Linked DNA regions of Mus musculus: region 2 is linked to region 1. A link is a loop called in an ENCODE intact Hi-C map of the cell type or tissue named here. Cell type or tissue: left cerebral cortex. All regions are shown on one strand. Each heading gives the region's core, and the rest is flanking DNA. Links, peaks and the distances in the headings are about the cores only.

What was found. A loop is a pair of places that touch in the nucleus more often than their neighbours do. Peaks named below come from ENCODE experiments on the same cell type or tissue, not always from the same donor. Only the 100,000 strongest peaks of a DNase experiment are listed, where the experiment ranks them.
Region 2: it touches region 1 in a loop (5-fold over the local background); 13 of 42 quality-filtered maps call a loop at or near these places.

The regions. Positions count from the first base shown.
Region 1 is chr2:158,861,637-158,870,145 of GRCm38, reverse strand. No RefSeq gene overlaps it. Among named protein-coding and RNA genes, the nearest start is that of Gm38630, 43 kb to the left of the region's middle. In left cerebral cortex, for the core only: CTCF peaks have their summits at 4,613 (motif pointing left) and 6,119 (motif pointing right); DNase peaks (open chromatin) are centred at 4,599 and 6,140.
Region 2 is chr2:158,640,256-158,648,764 of GRCm38, reverse strand. No RefSeq gene overlaps it. Among named protein-coding and RNA genes, the nearest start is that of Mir3474, 5.9 kb to the right of the region's middle. In left cerebral cortex, for the core only: a CTCF peak has its summit at 6,704 (motif pointing right); DNase peaks (open chromatin) are centred at 5,819, 5,979, 6,694, 7,390 and 2 more places; H3K27ac peaks cover 3,907 bases.

The sequences.
Region 1 (8,509 bases), core at 279-8,278:
ACGCCCGTGCCACTTGTGCTCCGTGTGCTTTGCTTTCCAAGCCTGCCACATCGAGAGGGAGGCCAGGAAAACAGTGGCCGAGCCAGCCCTCCCCCCACACCCCCTCCCTCCCAGTTGCCTCCAGAAACAAAGACAGTTTAGCAAGGAACTCCCCAGCTAAGCGGTTTTTTTAAGACCTTCAGCCTGCAGCCGCCGCGCTGAGCTGAATGTCTCACTTTATTAGTGAGTTTGGCCTTGGGTGTCTGGCTGTTTGATCAATCCTACTGAGGGTCAGTGATATTTCCTCCCAGGCCCCCCCTGCCCTGCCCTGCCTCCCCTCCACACCTGATGAACAGTGTGCCCCTGGACCGCTGATCACCTATTGATTTTCCAGCCAGAGGCTGCCTCCGCCGCCAGCTGCCATCTCCAACCCTGTCACAGGGACCACTTGGTGACTAACTGATCCCTGGGTCCCTCCTAAGTCCCCCCGCCCCTCACTGCAGACCCAGATTCCACAGCACTGTAGGCTTCAGGCTCTCCGGGAGACCTCTCTCCAAGGCTCTGTGCTGGGCTGTGCATTCCAAATCGAGGCCTTTCTCGGTGACTCTTCCCATTTTGCCTCAGATGTCCAGCTTCGTGACCTTGGACAAGTTACCTCAACTACTACTTAAGTCCCTCACTTGTAAACCTGGACAATGTAAAAATCCATCCATCCATAAAGCGACTTTTGGTAAAGGTCACTTCTTCCGAGTCTATTGACCTGAGTTCAATCCCCAGGAACCTCGTGGTGAAAATTGAGAACTGACTCCCACAAGTGGTCCTTAGACCTCCCTGTGCGGCACATTGCACGTCAGCACCATCTGTGAAATAAAGAAAAATCTAGTAAAAATCAGGCATGGTAGCACACACCCTGGACTCGGGAGGGAGAGGCAGCTCTCTGTGAGTTCCAGGCCAGCCAGTGCTACATGGCGATGAGCCAAAGAGAAACAAAAGGTACTGAAAAAAATATTAAATAAAAGAATCTACCCAGCTTGTACATACGGTGGAAGCTCCTGAAGACTGCACAGTGGGACGCTAGGAGTCCACAGACCTTTCCAGGAAGTCCACAAAACCCGCCCCCTGTCTCTGTTTCTCTTTGTCTTTGTCTCTCTGTCTCTCTCTGTCTGTCTGTCTATCTCTGTCTCTCCCTCTTTCCCTCTGACAACAAAACATTTGAACTCTCAGCGCACTGTTCCAGGAGCAGGTGATAATGCCAAACTTTGGCTGCAGAAAATGGAAGCCCAGCTGTTTCCTGCAACAGGGTGAAGGCACACTTCCTCCCCCGGGCATTTTGTGTGTTGAAAAATATAGGTGACTCATAAAAATGTTATTTGTGTTCACATGCATTTATTATAGCTCTTCTAAATAAATTATAAATGAGGATCATTAACCTTTCTGTCTTAATTCCTAAAACAGTAAATAGTGCGAGAGATGAACGGCACCCACAGAAGCCCACTGACGTCCTCCGTAACTGAGGGAGGGCTGTGTGTGGACCCAGGAAGACACACGTGTATGTAGATGCCTCGACACGTATGCATTCCAGTGGGGTAGCCAGGAATCAAACCTGTCTGTCATTCCACGGGAGCCGCCCACCTTGATCTTTGAGACTAAGTCTCCTCTTAGGACCTGGGACTTGTCAACTGAGCTGGGCTGTCTCGCCAATGAGTTCCAGGGAGCTCTGTGTCCTTGGTGCTGGGATTATACCATGCCCAGATTTCTGTATAGGTGATGGGACCTGAACTCATGTCACACTTCGGTCTCAGATAGGATTTCTGTTGCTGTGGAGAACAAACGACGAAAAGCAACTTGTCGAGGAAGGGGTTCGTCTTAGCTTACAGTTCCGCATCACTGTCCACCGCTGAGGGAAGTCTGGACAGGCACCTGGAGGGAGCAGCTGATGCAGAGACCATGGAGGTGCCCCTTACTGTACTACTTCCCGGTGCTTGCTCAGCCTGCTTTTGTAGAGCACCCAGGACCACCAGCCCAGGGGTTTGGGAGACACTATTCCTGGTCAAAAATCTGTTCCCCACAGCCAAAGGCACAAAGGCTGGGGCCCCTCTGATGGCTCTGAGCATCATTCCTGTGACATTCCTGGCTATCCTCCACATCTCACTCTCCTCGGCTTGAGGTCAGGACTCTTCCCAAGGGAGGAGGGAGTGGCCCTGGCTGTACCTCTACCTGTAGATGGGCTGGGGAGACAGCTGGGACCTCTGCTACTCCTTGTTTAGCATGTACCACCATCAGGCACAGTGAAAGCTCTTTCGTTTGGCCACTTCATTCCATGAACTGCTTTAAAAGTCAGTTTTAAAAACAGGACAAGGCATCTTGACAACTGGAGCAAAAGCCACCCCTAAGCTGTGGCTGTGGTGTCCACACAGGGACACCTTGGATCAGACTATAGCACTGATAACAGCTTTTTTAAAAAAGAATTTTAAAAATTGAGACCAGACCAGTACATGGGGCATAGCACTTCTGAGATGACCCCAGACACTCAGAGACCCCAGGTGCCACTTAGAGACCCCAGGTGCCACTTAGAGAAGCAAGTAAGTGGTGGAGAGATAGAGAGAAAGAGAAACAGAAGGACGTGGGCACAGTGAAGAGAGGCAGAACTGGAGACTGGAGGGTAGTGAGGAACAGCCTGATGTACGTAGCTGGTGATGCCACCTGGGACCACGGTGGGGTCCTGGCCTGTTGTACTGGCTGGTGTTGGGTGTCAACTTGACCCAAGCTGGAGTTATCACAGAGAAAGGAGTCTCCCTTGAGAAAATGCAGCTATAAGGCATTTTCTCAACTAGTGATCAAGGGTGGGAGGACCCATTGTGGGTGGTTCAATCCCTGGGCTGGTAGTCCTGGGTTCTATAAGAAAGCAAGCTGAGCAAACCGGGGGAAGCAAGCCAGTAAGCAGCACCCCTCCATGGCCTCTGCATCAGCTCCTGCCTCCAAGTTCCTGCCCTGTGTGAGTTCCAGTCCTGACTTCCTTTGGTGATGAACAGCAATGTGGAAGTATAAGCTGAATAAACCATTTCCTCTCCAACTTGCTTCTTGGTCATGATGTTTGTGCAGGAATATAAACCATGATGAAGACACTTATGCTGGCACCAAGGACCGTGTCTGGGTCTACACCCCTGTAGCAAAGAGGGTATGTTACCACCAAAGGCTTGGAGGACATCCCTCGTCTGTACCCATGTTGATATTTGAGGGCTGTGCAGAGCTGGTCCTACCTCTTATCTGGGCATTGCTGAAGGGCTGGCCCCGAAGGCATGAGACAAGGAGAGCTGGCACCTCCCCTTACCAGGTGCAGCACTAGGGAGAATAAGGCCCAGCCCTCACTCAGGAAGCACAGTAGAGCTGGGCCAGGTTGGGGGAGGGTTTCAGGTGAGCCATCCCAAGGGCATGAGTGCAGGAGAGCTGGCCTTGCCATTCATCTGTCGTGTGCTGGCATGGGCAAGGGAGAGGTGCCCTTACGCTCTCACCCTTTGCCACATGAAGCAGCCAGGAGACCTGGCTCTGGGCTCATGAGAGTGAGAGAGCTGTCCCTGCCCCTCAGTGGCTCCAGTGCTTGGGAGAGCAGACCTGCACCTTACCTGAGCAGCACAGTAGAGCCAACCGTGGACAGCACTGCAGGTAAGTCAGCCCTGAGGATGTGAGCGCAGGAGAGCTGGCCCCACCACTTGAGAGGAGTCCCCGTGAGGAGCCAGTATTGACAGTGTAGCAGAAGCCAGGGTGCTTGAACCAGACCAACGCTTCTGCAATGACTCATTGCAATAAACAATTTCAAGTAAGGATGTGTGGACAAGGAACATACTATAGACTCCACGATTTGTTTTTTCTTTTCTCTTCTATGGGGGAGGTTGCAAGGGCAGAGGGCAGGTAGGAAGGGATGGGGAGATGAGTGGGACTGGGGTGAGTGATGATGTGAGATTCGCAATCAATAAAATGTTTTTAATTATTTTTAATCCTGTGCAATACGTGCACATGAGTGCAGGTGCCACAGAGGCTCTGCCCTAGAGCTATACATACAGTTATGAATGTGGGCACTGGGAATTGAACTTGGGTCCTCAGGACGAGCAAGCAGGACATGCTCTTAACCACTGAACCACTTCTCCCACCTCCAATCACAACTTTAAGCAAGACTCCTGGGCACGTGCCCAGCCTGTTGCTGGGGCCACTCCCCAAATTCTCTGCCCCTCAAGACTACAGGAAGGGTATCTTTGATGGACAGAGACACTGGCCAGACCTGGAGTGGTCTGGACACCCCACCGGGGTACCTTCATTCCACCTGCTACCCTTTGCTCTTTGGTAGGCCTGCCCAGGCAGTAAATGCAAATGCTTGCTGGTGGGCTTAGATTTCTGCTGTGGTTATCACAGTAAGATGACGAATGCATTCCTCTAGGAGCTGCTGAAGATTAAAGGCCCGGTTGATAAGGGCCTGGCTCGTGGCAGTGTCATGTGCTAGGACTCCTCGAGAGAGAGAGGAGGTATTCAGATCTGAGCAGGCCTTAACTCTAGGGCGGTAAACCAAGTCTGGCTTCTAGCCTATGCAGCTCCAGACACACAAACACGGAGTGCCAGCGACCCCTGCTGGCCTCTGGGTGAAGTGCATGCCCAGGGCATCCATGCTGCAGACAGGTCAGACTCAGAGGTTGAGCTACTCTAGAGGGCCTGGTATAGGGAACGCTGCTGCGCAGGCCTACACATCAACGCAGAAAGCCTTAACCAGAGCTGCATCTGTCCTGAGTTGTCTGTGGACATTTTCTGCAACCCCAGATGCCAGCGTGTCGCTTTGACCTGGAAGAGCCTTCAGAGGTCATGGCTTATGCACAAAACGGTGCTTTCACATCAGCGTATGCTTGGCTTATGCAGACTGATATCCCCAGAATGAGACTAGGAATGACCCAGGAGGCTACACCTCAGCTCTGGGATGGTTAGCCAGGGATCACGCCACCCCCAGAACAGCAAAGTTCTCCAGGTTCCAGGCCTCTGGTTCCAGGCCCAGTGTCCTACACCAGCTTGATGCCCCTCTCGATTGTTGCCCTACAGTGCATCCCAAAACTTGGTAGGCACAAAACATTTTGTCATCGTCATAGATGGTCAGGAATTAGGCAGTGGCAATAGGATGGGTGTGCTCCTGCCTGCTGAGGGCCTATCGGGCTGGGTTTCAAAGGACTGGGTGGGACCCACTTCCACAGTGACATTCTAGCTCCTGGGCAGGAAAGCATGATTGGCACTGAGGTCTTCTGAGGCTGCTCTTGACAACATTCTAGTATTATACTACTGGCCTGGCACAGGGGTGCCTTGGCGTCCCAGCAATGACCTTCTGTCACATGACAGCATCACTTGACATCCCTCCATGAATCAAAACAGTTACAAGCCTGCAAGACCCAGAGAGGGGTGGCAGACCAACTCTGCCTCTTCATGGGAAGGCCATTGGGGAGTCTGCAGCTGTTCTGCAAAACACAGCATGCCCAGGCACCAGGGCAGTTCCTAAAATGTGTGCCCCGTTCCCTCCAAGCCCTGATACTCCCGCCTGGAGCTCAGAATTGGTCCCTCTGTGCCTGTGGAGGAAAAGGTGACTGAGAAGAATAGCCCTGGACCGGATGCAACAGTGGGTGGCTGTGAGGGGGTTGCTGTAGAAAGGGAGCTGGAAGACGCCTCAAATGACATGGTTTGGCTTACTGGGCCCCAGGTTCTCACATGTATGGGCACATGTGCATGTGTTGGACGGGCACGCATGAAGGTCAGAGGGCAAGCTCAAGTGTTTATCCTCAGAATGCTGTCTACCTCCTTAGAGTGTGTCTCTCATGAGCCTGGAGCTGAGTAAATAGTATAGACTGGATGGCCAGTGTGCCCTGGTATACGTACCACCACACCTAGCATACACACACACACACACACACACACACACACAGGTTCTGGGGGTGAACTCAGGCCCACATACTGACAACGCTCCTATTTCTAAATCTGAGTACTTACAAGCAAGGGAAGGGTGACAAGCATGAATGCAATAAAGAGGAAATAGTTCCTTAGCTGCCCCTGTCCCTCCGTATCTGCTAGACTGCCAGGAAAGGGACGAGTAGTGACTCCTATTGGCCAGCAGAGGGCAGCACAGTACCGCTCTGCAGCATCAGAAGTTGAGCTAGCAGATGGATGGATGGAGGCTGGGCTAGGATCAGAACCTCCACATCCCTGGTAAGGGTGGGCTGCTGCCTGATCCAGCATGTGACAGCCACGGAAGCAGGGGTTGTATTCCTCAGGCCTACTGCACAGGAACATTTTATCTGACTGCCGGGATGAGTGCGGTGTGTGTGTGTGTGTGTGTGTGTGTGTGTGTGTGTGTGTGTGTAACAGCACACAGTTATATCCCATACACAAGCACTTAGTATGCAAAGTATCCATGTGTCTGAACAGTTACAGTTTAAGGCTTGTTCCTGTGTGTCTGTGTGAGCATGTCCCGAAGCTATCACTTGCCCAGGGTGACCAGCAGCCCCACTTGGAAGTGTTCCCCACAAAAGATCTGGTGTCATCATCGCAGGGACCAGGGGGCCTCACTACGGCCCTTGGGAACCCCTCCCAGACATATCCCTCCCTCTGCTCAGCCCCAGTTATCTCTAGCTTCTACCCATCTGACCGGTCCATCATTGCACTTTGATCCTTTCCTGGATGTCTTATCTCCATTTTTTTTTTTTTTAAAGTCCTCCTTGAAGGAGACCTGGGGACCCAAAGATCCTGGCACCAGGTAGTCTGGCTTAGGTAATAGAGGAAGGAACCGAGGTAGCCTTCTAGGACACAGTTGGACTTAGAGGTAGTAGGGAGTCTTGCCTACTGAGCAAACTATGGGCCAGGGCTTTTGAAACTCCATGAAGCACAGGTGTAAACGGATGGAGGGGAAGTTAATACTGCCATCCTTGCTTGACAGACAGAAACCTGACCCAGAGAGAAACAGTGTGGAGCCAAGGTTTACAAAGTAACTGTCCGGCTGGGACTTAAACCTAGGACTTCTGAGCACTGCTATTCTCCTTGCTGGGATAAAATACTGAACAAAAGCAGCTTAGGAGACTTGACTCACAGCCCATGGGGTAAAGGCATGCCAGTGGAAGCAAGCTGCATCCTGTCAGGAAGTAGAGAGATGAACATTTGTGTGTAGCCTCTTTCTCCTTCTTATGCAGTCTGGAACTCGAGTCCACGGGATGGATGCTCCCACCGTCATTTAGGGTGGGCCTTTCTTCCTCAGGAAAAGCCTTCTGGAAATGCTCACACAGATATAGTAAGGCATGCCACACGATTCTCAGTCTTGTAAAACTAACCTTGAAGATAACCAACCCAGGCACGGGACACACAATACTCTATGATGAAATTCTGGGAAAATCTAATCCACAGGACCAAAAGCAGAACCACAGCACGGGAGCCAGGGCACCGTGTCAGGATGGCGGTGACTACCAAGATCACCAGGGAACGTTTTAGGTGCCTGATTCTTATGGCCAGTGGCAGTGCGCTGTCAAAACACCCAACCAAATGAGTGTTTCTTATATGTAACTCATCCTTTATTGAAAGTTAGGGCTTGGGGCCAGCAAATAAAGGGCTGGGTGTCCATGTGGGTTTAAGCATCAGTTCCATCTTGAAGCTACCATCTATTTTATTGCCTCCTGTTTGGAAACATAGAGAGAGAAACTGGGTCCATAGAAACCCCACAAGCTCCCATTAGTGCCAGTGGTCTGTTTATCTGTGAACAGGACAAAGGCTTTTCCGGGGAGTTCACTCCTACTCCTGCCGCTGTTGCTGGCTTTCAGACTACAGGTGGAAACTAACTCCACCCTGCTGGTGCAGACAAGAAAAGAGGTATCTGAGTACTGTAACACTGTGCTGTGCCTGTAAACGCTGCCAGCTCTTCCATCCACAGTAGACACAACTCCTGCCAAACTGAACAGTGATTCAGGAGCAAACAGACCACTGAAGCCAATCCCATGGTCTCCTAGCCCACAGGTCAGAAGGAATGTGTGTCCCACATGCTAGTCACCTTCCAGATGAGCAGGGGCAGGGGGGTTGTGTATACCTTTGTTTGTGGGCAAGTGCATGTGTGTGCACATGTACAGCTGTCTGTACATGGACCGGAGAAGGTAGCTCCAGATGCCATAAACCTTAACTATCTTTCTGTCTCCACCCAGCACAGCATTGGGGTTACAGGCCTGTGTGCAGCTCTGCCTAGCTATTTATGTGAGTGCTGGGATCTTAGCATGGCGCTTACCCAGGAAACCATCTCTGCGGGCCCCACGAGGCTCCCCCTTCCACACATTTGTTTAGGATCTTAGCATTCCTTGCTTCGTCCCTTCTTCTACAGTCTCAGCACCGCCCTTGATGGGCCTGTGCTCTCTGTCTGTCACATCTGTCTCTCACTTTTCCCACTCAGCTGTTTCCAAGTCTTTTACTGTATGCAGTGTTAAAGTGAACCTCACAGCACACCTCCTTGTCATCCTCTATACTGCCCTTGCACACC
Region 2 (8,509 bases), core at 362-8,361, 220 kb after region 1:
AAAGATGTGGAGCTAAGCCTCCACAGAGCCGTGGTGGTCACTGGGTCAGTGACTCATGGCCTCCAGCCAGGAGACAGACAAGCAGTGATGCCCCAGTTAAGACCAATGTGAGAATTGGGTTATGGTCATTTTATTTCTCGCTGTGAGCTCCTCCTGAGTACCAAGCCCGGGACCCACATTACTTTGTTCCAGTATAGTCTCTGAGTTTATCCTCAGATTCGCTCTGATGTTTTCATAGTATCGTGTTCTTCTTCCATCTGCCGATTTCTTTCTTTATAGTCACATTGCCCTTGTCTATGGTTGATTTGTTGTTTGTGGGTTTTGTTTGCTTGTTTGGGTTTTGGTTTTTGTTTGTTTGTTTGTTTGGTTGGTTGGTTGGTTGGTTGGTTTTGGAGGGCAAGGAGATAGGTTTCTATAGATAGTCCAGACTGGTCTTAAACTCAGTTTCCCAAGCTGGCCATGAGTTTGTAATCCTCCTGCCTCAGCCTCCCAAGTGTTGAGACTGACAACTATCTGCCACCCCTGGCTGGCTTGCTTCCTTGCTTCCTTCCTTCCTTTCTTTGAATCAGGGTCTCACTATGTAGCCCAGGCTAGCCTCAAACCTGTGATCCACCCTGCATCAGCCTATAGAGTGCTGAAATACAGGTATGAACCACCACACCTGACTTCACTATTCAAACTTTTTGGTCTAGCAATTCCATTCGTAGTAACAACATTCCCAGCCACACACCCAAATGCAATTTGTGCAGGGGCATTTTTTTTCAGCACTATTTATAATAGAGTAAAATTGGAAACATTTATTCAAATGACAGCCAGAGGTAGAATGAAGTGAAGCATGATGGGATACAATTCAAGTGCTTACACAAGTGAGAGGCTTCAGGAAAACTGGGTGGGGACCTTGCAAATAATCCCACTAAAATCTGTTATGTGAGATGAAGGCCTGGCTGCAAAGAATGGGCACATCTTGCTAAGGGACAGAGGACCCAATAAAGGAAAGATACTGTCTCTCTCTGAATCAATAATAGGATGCAAATAAGTATACCAGCAGGATTATTTTGGAACCTGACAAATTAATTCCAAACACATCACAGAGAGAAAACCAATAGTAAAAATTAAATAAGGGCCAGGAAAACGGCTCTGTCAGGAAAGGGCTTGCTGCACAGGCATACAGTCCTGAGTTGGGCTCCTCAGCCCCCACAAGTAGTCAGGCATGGCAGCACATGCCTGTGATCCCAGCCCTGGGAGGACAGGTGAGTAGGTCCCTGGAGCCTAGTGGCCAGCTAGTCTAGACAATCTGCCAGCTCCAGGTTCACCAAGAGTCTCTGTCACAAAAACAAGGAAGAAATCAATTGAGGAAGATAATCACAAGGTTACCCTCTGTCCTCCACACCTGCCTTTACAGGCTAGTGCAAGTGTATACACACCTGCACACTAAGGACATAAATACACACACTCACACACACATACATACACACACACACACACACACACACATATACACACATACACACAAACACACATATATAAGGCAGAGAGTAATCAAGGAAGACATCTAATATCAATCTCTGGTCTCCACATGCACATATACACATATGCATCTGTATACACAGGTGTACATGTGTGTGTGCATGCACACACACACACACACACACACACACACACAAGCATGCACACAAGTAATCATGGGAGAAAACTAAAAACAACATTGAGGCTAGAGAGACGGGAATAGGGAAAGGGGGATGGGAAGGAAGAAGAATTAGAAATCGAGAGCCACCGAATGATCTGGGGAAAATATTTTGTTTGTTTAAGATAGGGTTTCTCAGTGTAGCTGTGGCTGGTCTTGAGTTCCTGATCCTCCTGCCTCAGCTTCCACTCCTGGGCATACAGGCTCATGCCACCATGGATAGAGAGTGACTCTGATGAATGTGTTTGTTACTCTTGGTGATTCAGAATTAAAGAGATGAATGGAACAGACAAGTGAGTCTGAAAATGGACCCAAGAACACAAATCCTTTATACACAATGCGAGCAGAGTTTAAACAGTGCAGAGAAGACAGATCGCTCAATAAAGACTGTTGGTCCGACTGGCTAGTCCTCTGAGAAGACGTTGGAGCCCCACCACAATCCCACACCAAGGCAAATGCCATCTGGATAAGTAAGTGATGCTATACACAGGCAATAAAATAGCACACAGCAACAGCAGATGGAATAAAGGAAAGAAAAAAGCCCGATCCCTTAGTCCATCGAAGGAGCTCAGGCACCTGGATTCTTTGTCATGCCAGTGCGGGCTGTGGAATACAGGGCCCCGTGTGCTGCAATAGACCTCTCATTCCTAGGACAAAATAAATACCCAACTAAAGCAACTTAAGGAAGCCTGCGTTTGGCTTACGGTTCCAGGGGTAACAGTCCATCATGGTAGGAGCCTGAGACGGCTGGTCACATTGTGACCACAGACAGGAAGCAGAGTGAGGAAGGTTTGCTTGCCAAGACCCCCTCCCCCGTGGACTGGTGCCTCCCACATTTCAGATGGGCTTTGTAAGATGAGTTATTTTTAATATAAGTGTAGGCAGTAAATTAATCCAGCACTATATTTCTTTACCTTTGCTAGCCCCCAATAACCATACAGAGGAACCAAGATGTATTTCAAGCTGAGCCCCAATAGCTGGGTAGCTAAATGGCTATATGAATCCTTTTGGCTAATCTGTCTACTTCCCAGTCCCAGTCCATGATACTTCTATGTGATTATTGATCTGGCTTTTTGGGTTTTTTTTTTTTTTTTTTTTTTGGCTTTTTTCAGATGTTGTTTTTCTTATGGTGTCTTCTCAGACCCTCTCCTCTTGGAGATCTGAATCAATCAATCTCTCTGTCTGGCTCTCTCTCTCTGTCTCTCTGTCTCTCTGTCTGTCTCTCTCTCTGCCTCTCCCCCCCCCCAACCATTGGATGACCAGCATTTATTGACAAGGCAGAGAATAAATGGTAAGAATTGTTTCCACAAATTTCAGAGAGGAGGTTCTTTTTATTTTTATTTTATTTTATTTTATTTTATTTTTGGTTTTCCGAGACAGGGTTTCCCTGTGTAGCCCTGGCTGTCCTGGAACTCACTCTGTAGACCGGGCTGGCCTTGAACTCAGAAATCCGCCTGCCTCTGCCTCCCAAGTGCTGGGATTAAAGGCGTGCGCCACCATGCCGGGTGAGAGGAGGTTCTTGACCTAAGCATTACAGTGCTGTATCTGGATTGAAACAAGATCTAAGGGCAGATAAATCAGCATTTGAATCACACAAGAACAATTTTTACACGGTTCCTAGGTGCTTCCCATCTCACCTAATCTAGATAATCCCTCACAGACACACCCAGAGGCTTGTTACCATGGCGATTATAAATCCCATCAAGTTAACAATCAATCAAAATTAAACTGAGGAAATGGCTCATTGTACACAGTGCTTGTCAAGCAAGCTCGAGGACCAGAGTATGGATCCCCAGAGCCCACATAAAAAGGCTGGGCAAGTGTGGTGACCCACCTGCAATTCCAGCGGTCAAGGACAAGACAGGGATTCCCAGAGCAAGCCGCTAACTGGACTAGCCAAGCTGGTCAGCTCAAAGATCAGTGATTCTAGCTTGGGAGATAAGTGTCAACCTCTAGACTCAACATGCATGCAAATACACAGGCAAACACATGTACATACATGTACCAAACACATGAGCACATTCTAAACAGGTGCAAGAACAACTGAGTCAAACCTGGCCCAACATGGATGAAGACTCACAAGGCTTTGGGGTGTGTATTAGTGGGGTGCTTCTTCAATGTGGATCTTGGATGTCCCCAAAGGATACGCAAAATCTGTCATCCCCAGCTTCATGTTACTGGGAGGTGGTCAAACTTTTAAGAGGTGGGGCCTTCTGCGAGGACAAAGGTCATTGGGAGTGTGTCCTTGAAGGTGATGAGAAGCCACAGCTACCCCTCTCCCACCTTCTTTCCCTGGGCATCTGGTGATGCCTCTGCCTCCCTACACCAACCACCACGCTGCAATGTATGCCTTTACTCCAGACCACGAACTGAAAACAGCAACACTGTAAGCCTTAGGAATCTGCATCCCAGGCTGGCCTCAGACTAGTTATGCAGCCTAGGGTGACCTCAAACTCCTGATCCTCCAGTTTGGACCTTCCAAGCGCTGGAATTTCAAGTGTGTGCCACATTATCCAGCTGGAAACTAGCTTTTGTCTTCAAATGTGATCATCATTGTGTATGTGCATAAGCGTGTTCATCACGGCTGGTGTGTGGAGCTCCCACCCCACCTCATGTGGATTGGAGGGCTTGAGCTCAGGTTGCTCGACTTCCCAGATAGTGCCTTTATCTACTGAGCCATCTTCCCAGCCCCAGACGAGTATTTCTGAAAGAGAAGATACATCATGTGTTCGTATTGGTATCTGCAATTCTAATTTTGAGTAACCGAATTTTCTTTGTTTTATATTTTTACATCTTGTCACACTAAAATGTTTGGCTCCTAAGATTAGAATATTTATTTGAATATAGACGTATATTGATCCTCAGAATAACCATATTGTGCTATTATTAACATAATTATGAAAAGATTCCTTTACCACTTCTTTCTGTTTTAGAACACATCCCACTAAAGATACACACTCAACTATTTTTTTCCTCAACAACTGTGAAAGTCACTTAAAAATAAAGTGATCTACTTTAAGTCATTTAAAATGAGCCCTTCTGTGTAAGCCGCCAGTTATGTAATTGGGCTGCCTGGCTTCTGCGTGCCAACTTCTGATTTATGGATTGTGCCCTTATTTGGGTTAGTTTGTCACAACACATGACTTCCAGTTCAAGCACACAGAATACGTGCAGGTTCCTTTGTTGTGAAGCTGGGAATAGAACTCCAGGTCTTACACATCTGGGCCAAGGGCTACATTCCTGAGATGACCATACTTGATCCCTAAAACATGGATTCTCTTGCTTTGTTTTTTAAGGCAGGAAGTTGCTCTGTAGCCCAGTGTCTCGGCCCTCTGAGTACTGTGATTATATGCATGTGCCACCACTCCTAGCCAGAATATATTCACTTAAAATGAGACCTAAGGGCCTGGAGCAAGTGCTGGCTGCTCTTGCAGAAAACCAAAGACTGGCTCCCACCACATGCATGGGGCTCACCATCACTCCAGTTCTGGGGGATCAGGCCTCCTCTTCTAGTCTCTGCTGGCTCCTGCTCGTATGTGGTGCACGAAGGTATATGCACATAAAGTATACCTTTAAAACAAGACATAAACCGGGTATGGTGGCATACACCTATGATCTGAGCACTGGGTGGGAGAGGTGGGGGTGGGGGTGGGGTGGGGTCAGACTTTCTCAAAGACCAAAGCTAAGGTAAAATGAGATATGAGTTCCCAGAATGTTCTATTTTTAAATACTTATTTTAGTTGTTTCTTTAAGACAGGGCCTTGCTAATAAGTAGCCCAGAATGGCCTGGTATTTGTGATCCTCCTGTCTCATCCAGTCAAGAGCTAGAAATGTAGGCATGTGAGACTCCAGTCCAGCTTCTCAAGAGAAAATGTGAGCTCTGCCAAAGCAGCAATGTATACCTTTGTTTCTAAAAACAATTTAAGTGGGTGTTTTCTTTTGATGAAGATGGGGTCTCGGGCTGGCCTCAAAGTCACTATGTATCGCCGGGTATCTCTATGCCTCTCTTGCCTCCCCCTCCTCCTCAAGAGCAGGGATTATGAAACCGCCCATGTTGATGCTGCACTGGTGACTAAACCCAGGATTCCGTGCATGGGAGGCAAGCATCCCACTGAGCTACATCTTCTACCCCAAAGCACTTAAAAAACAGACCAACAAGAAGGAGGACATGGTTTGCACAGAAACCCAGGTGGCTTATGTGACTCCCTTCTTTCACACACCATTTCAAGCAGACTGAAAACAGGATGGGGCCTCTCCATGCAAGAGCTCATTTGAAGCTTAGGGGAAGCTGGGTTGCCAGCCAGCTACTGCCACGTAAGTCTTCATCACACCAGGCCCTTGGAACCAGCTTCAAGATGCTCTCAGGAGCACTGCTTTTTCAAGCTTGCAGGAGAAGGGGAACATCTCTTCCTTGCCAGTCAGTAGGCTCTGCTTTCTGGAGGCCACGTGCAAGAATCCCACAGAAGTACAGAGGGAAAGGGGCACCCACATGGCACAAGGAAAGCAGCAACCTGACCATCCAAACTTCTGCCTGCATCTCTCCCTCCCTGCCCAGCCCCAGCATCTTATATAGCCCAACTGCTAGGACAATAGGCTCCAGCCACACCTGCTTGAAAGTCTCCTTGAAGACTCTTCCGCTACAGCGCCTCAACACGCCATGTCCCAGACTACACCTGTGCTCTCAGCCTCCTCACCCCATCCTCCTAGGGGAGCGCTCTCCAATGTGGTCCTTATCCAAATTGTGTATGGAAGTGCAGCTACCAAGCCTGATACAGGAAAGCCAGGGTGGGAGGATCTAGGGTTTGAAGGCAGTCTATGTATCAAGACCCTGACACAGAAAAAAGGGAGCCAGGTGGGTGGTGAAAGTGGCAGGAGCTCTCAAGAGTCCCTGGGGTCTCTTGGTTTCAGAGTATACCGTGTGCTTACAAATAAATTTGGTCCTTTCTGAAAAGCAGCCCTGAATTCAGAGAGCCTATGCATTTGCATCCAGGGCATTGTGGCTCCTCAGAAAGCCACCAGGTGGCACTAGAGGACCAGGGCTTGCTGGCTCACCAGTGTATTCCCACAGTGAGGGGCTCCAGGATTAAAACAAGTCCCCTGAAGTTTTTTGAAGCTTGTCTGGGTTACAGAATGTCCACCAACCTCAAGCCCCACCAAGTGCCGGGTGATAGCAAGGTGGGATGGTTGAAAAAGAAAGAAAACCCCAGATTGGCCAGATGTTCAACAAAACATCCTAGGCTGTTAAGACTCAGGCAACCGGACTCAGTCCTCTTGCTAAACCAGGTTGAGAAACAGCTCTCAGACCTCTATCTCCACACCCCCAAGGGCTTGAGAGTGTAGCTCAGTGGTGGGGCCTAGCAGGCACGGAGGCCCTTGGTTCATTCCTAGCAGTGGGAAACAAAAAGAAACACAAACAATTCTAAAAGGTTCAGTAAGCCAGACAGTAGCCAGAGGGGAAGAAGGTCCCTTCCTCGTCTTCCTGAACATTCTGGGGAACACCCTAGTAACCCTGCTCTCTTGTTAATGAGGATTTTAAACTGCCAGATCCACTTCTCTCGAATCTTCTAGAAGACGAGTGACAAAGTATTAATAGACCAGACACAGCAGTGAACATGCTAACACCAAGCAGGCCAGGGTGGAGGCTTTACATCCTTACACGGGTGTGACGCTTCAGGATGGGCTGGGTGCGGGCTGGATGTGGGATGTAGGCGGCTGAGGATGCAGGCTGTCATTGCAGAGTAGCCACCAAGCACTGGCAGAGCCCACAGTACAAGTGAAACAGAACCCTGGGAAATTAAACTTCCTAGACACACATAGCCAACAGGCGCTGGAAAAGACGTCAACTCCATCAACCAGCAGGCAAACACAAAAGTAAGAACTGGTGAAGATAAGGAGCCAGAACCCGGGGCCTTCTGATGTGACGGAAAGATGGTTGCTGCTCTGTAAACAGGTTCCTTAGATAATTCAAGTCCAGCTTGCACCCCATCCAGTACCCATGCCAAAGGAGGCCTGCAGACACTAATGTTCCCAACAGCTGAGAGAGAGGTGACCTGCATGTCCAGTACCACAGATAAAGCAAGCATGGAACAGCCCGGTGTGCTGGCTCACGTCTACAATCCCAGCATCCTGGAGGCAGAGGCAGGAGGGCTACCACAAGCTTTGGGACAACCGGGTTTACACAGTGAGGACTAGGGTAGCCAATGACTGTCAGACCATTCCTAAAACAAGGGTGTGTGTGTGTGTGTGTGTAGGGACAAGGGAGAGAGACAGGAGACAATACACACAACTGCCGCTCAGGATGCCGTGACATCTGTGACATCACGCTAGGTAAAATAGTCACGCAGGGCCGGTCTCATCACACCAGTTCTTGGTGAATCTTTGATGATGTCTCCTGGGCTGGGGACAAGTTACATCCTCTTGTATGGCTTACCAGCTTCCCACCTGGCCTCCTGGCTTCTGTGACCAATTCCAAAGAGCAGGTTGGGGACAGAGCAAGATGTTTTTTCTTTCACAGCTCTGAAGGCCAAGGCACCCTCTGTCCTACATAACTCCTGATCTTGAGAGAAACGTCACTGCTTACAAAGGACCAGCTAGAGTCTAAGGCCCACAGTACATGGTGAATACTTGTGTTGAAGGCCTAGGAAAACTGCAGGTAGCAAACTCCTGGCTAGCTCTGGGAATGGGTAGGATTCCCTAAGGGCCAATTGGAGGCCAAAGGTAAAAGGTCTGACATACTTCACAGGAGACAAAACTAGAGAGCTCGCAGCTCAGCCCCTTGGCCCTCAGCTCCCAATCTCCTCCTGTGTTGACCACTGCCTAAAAACC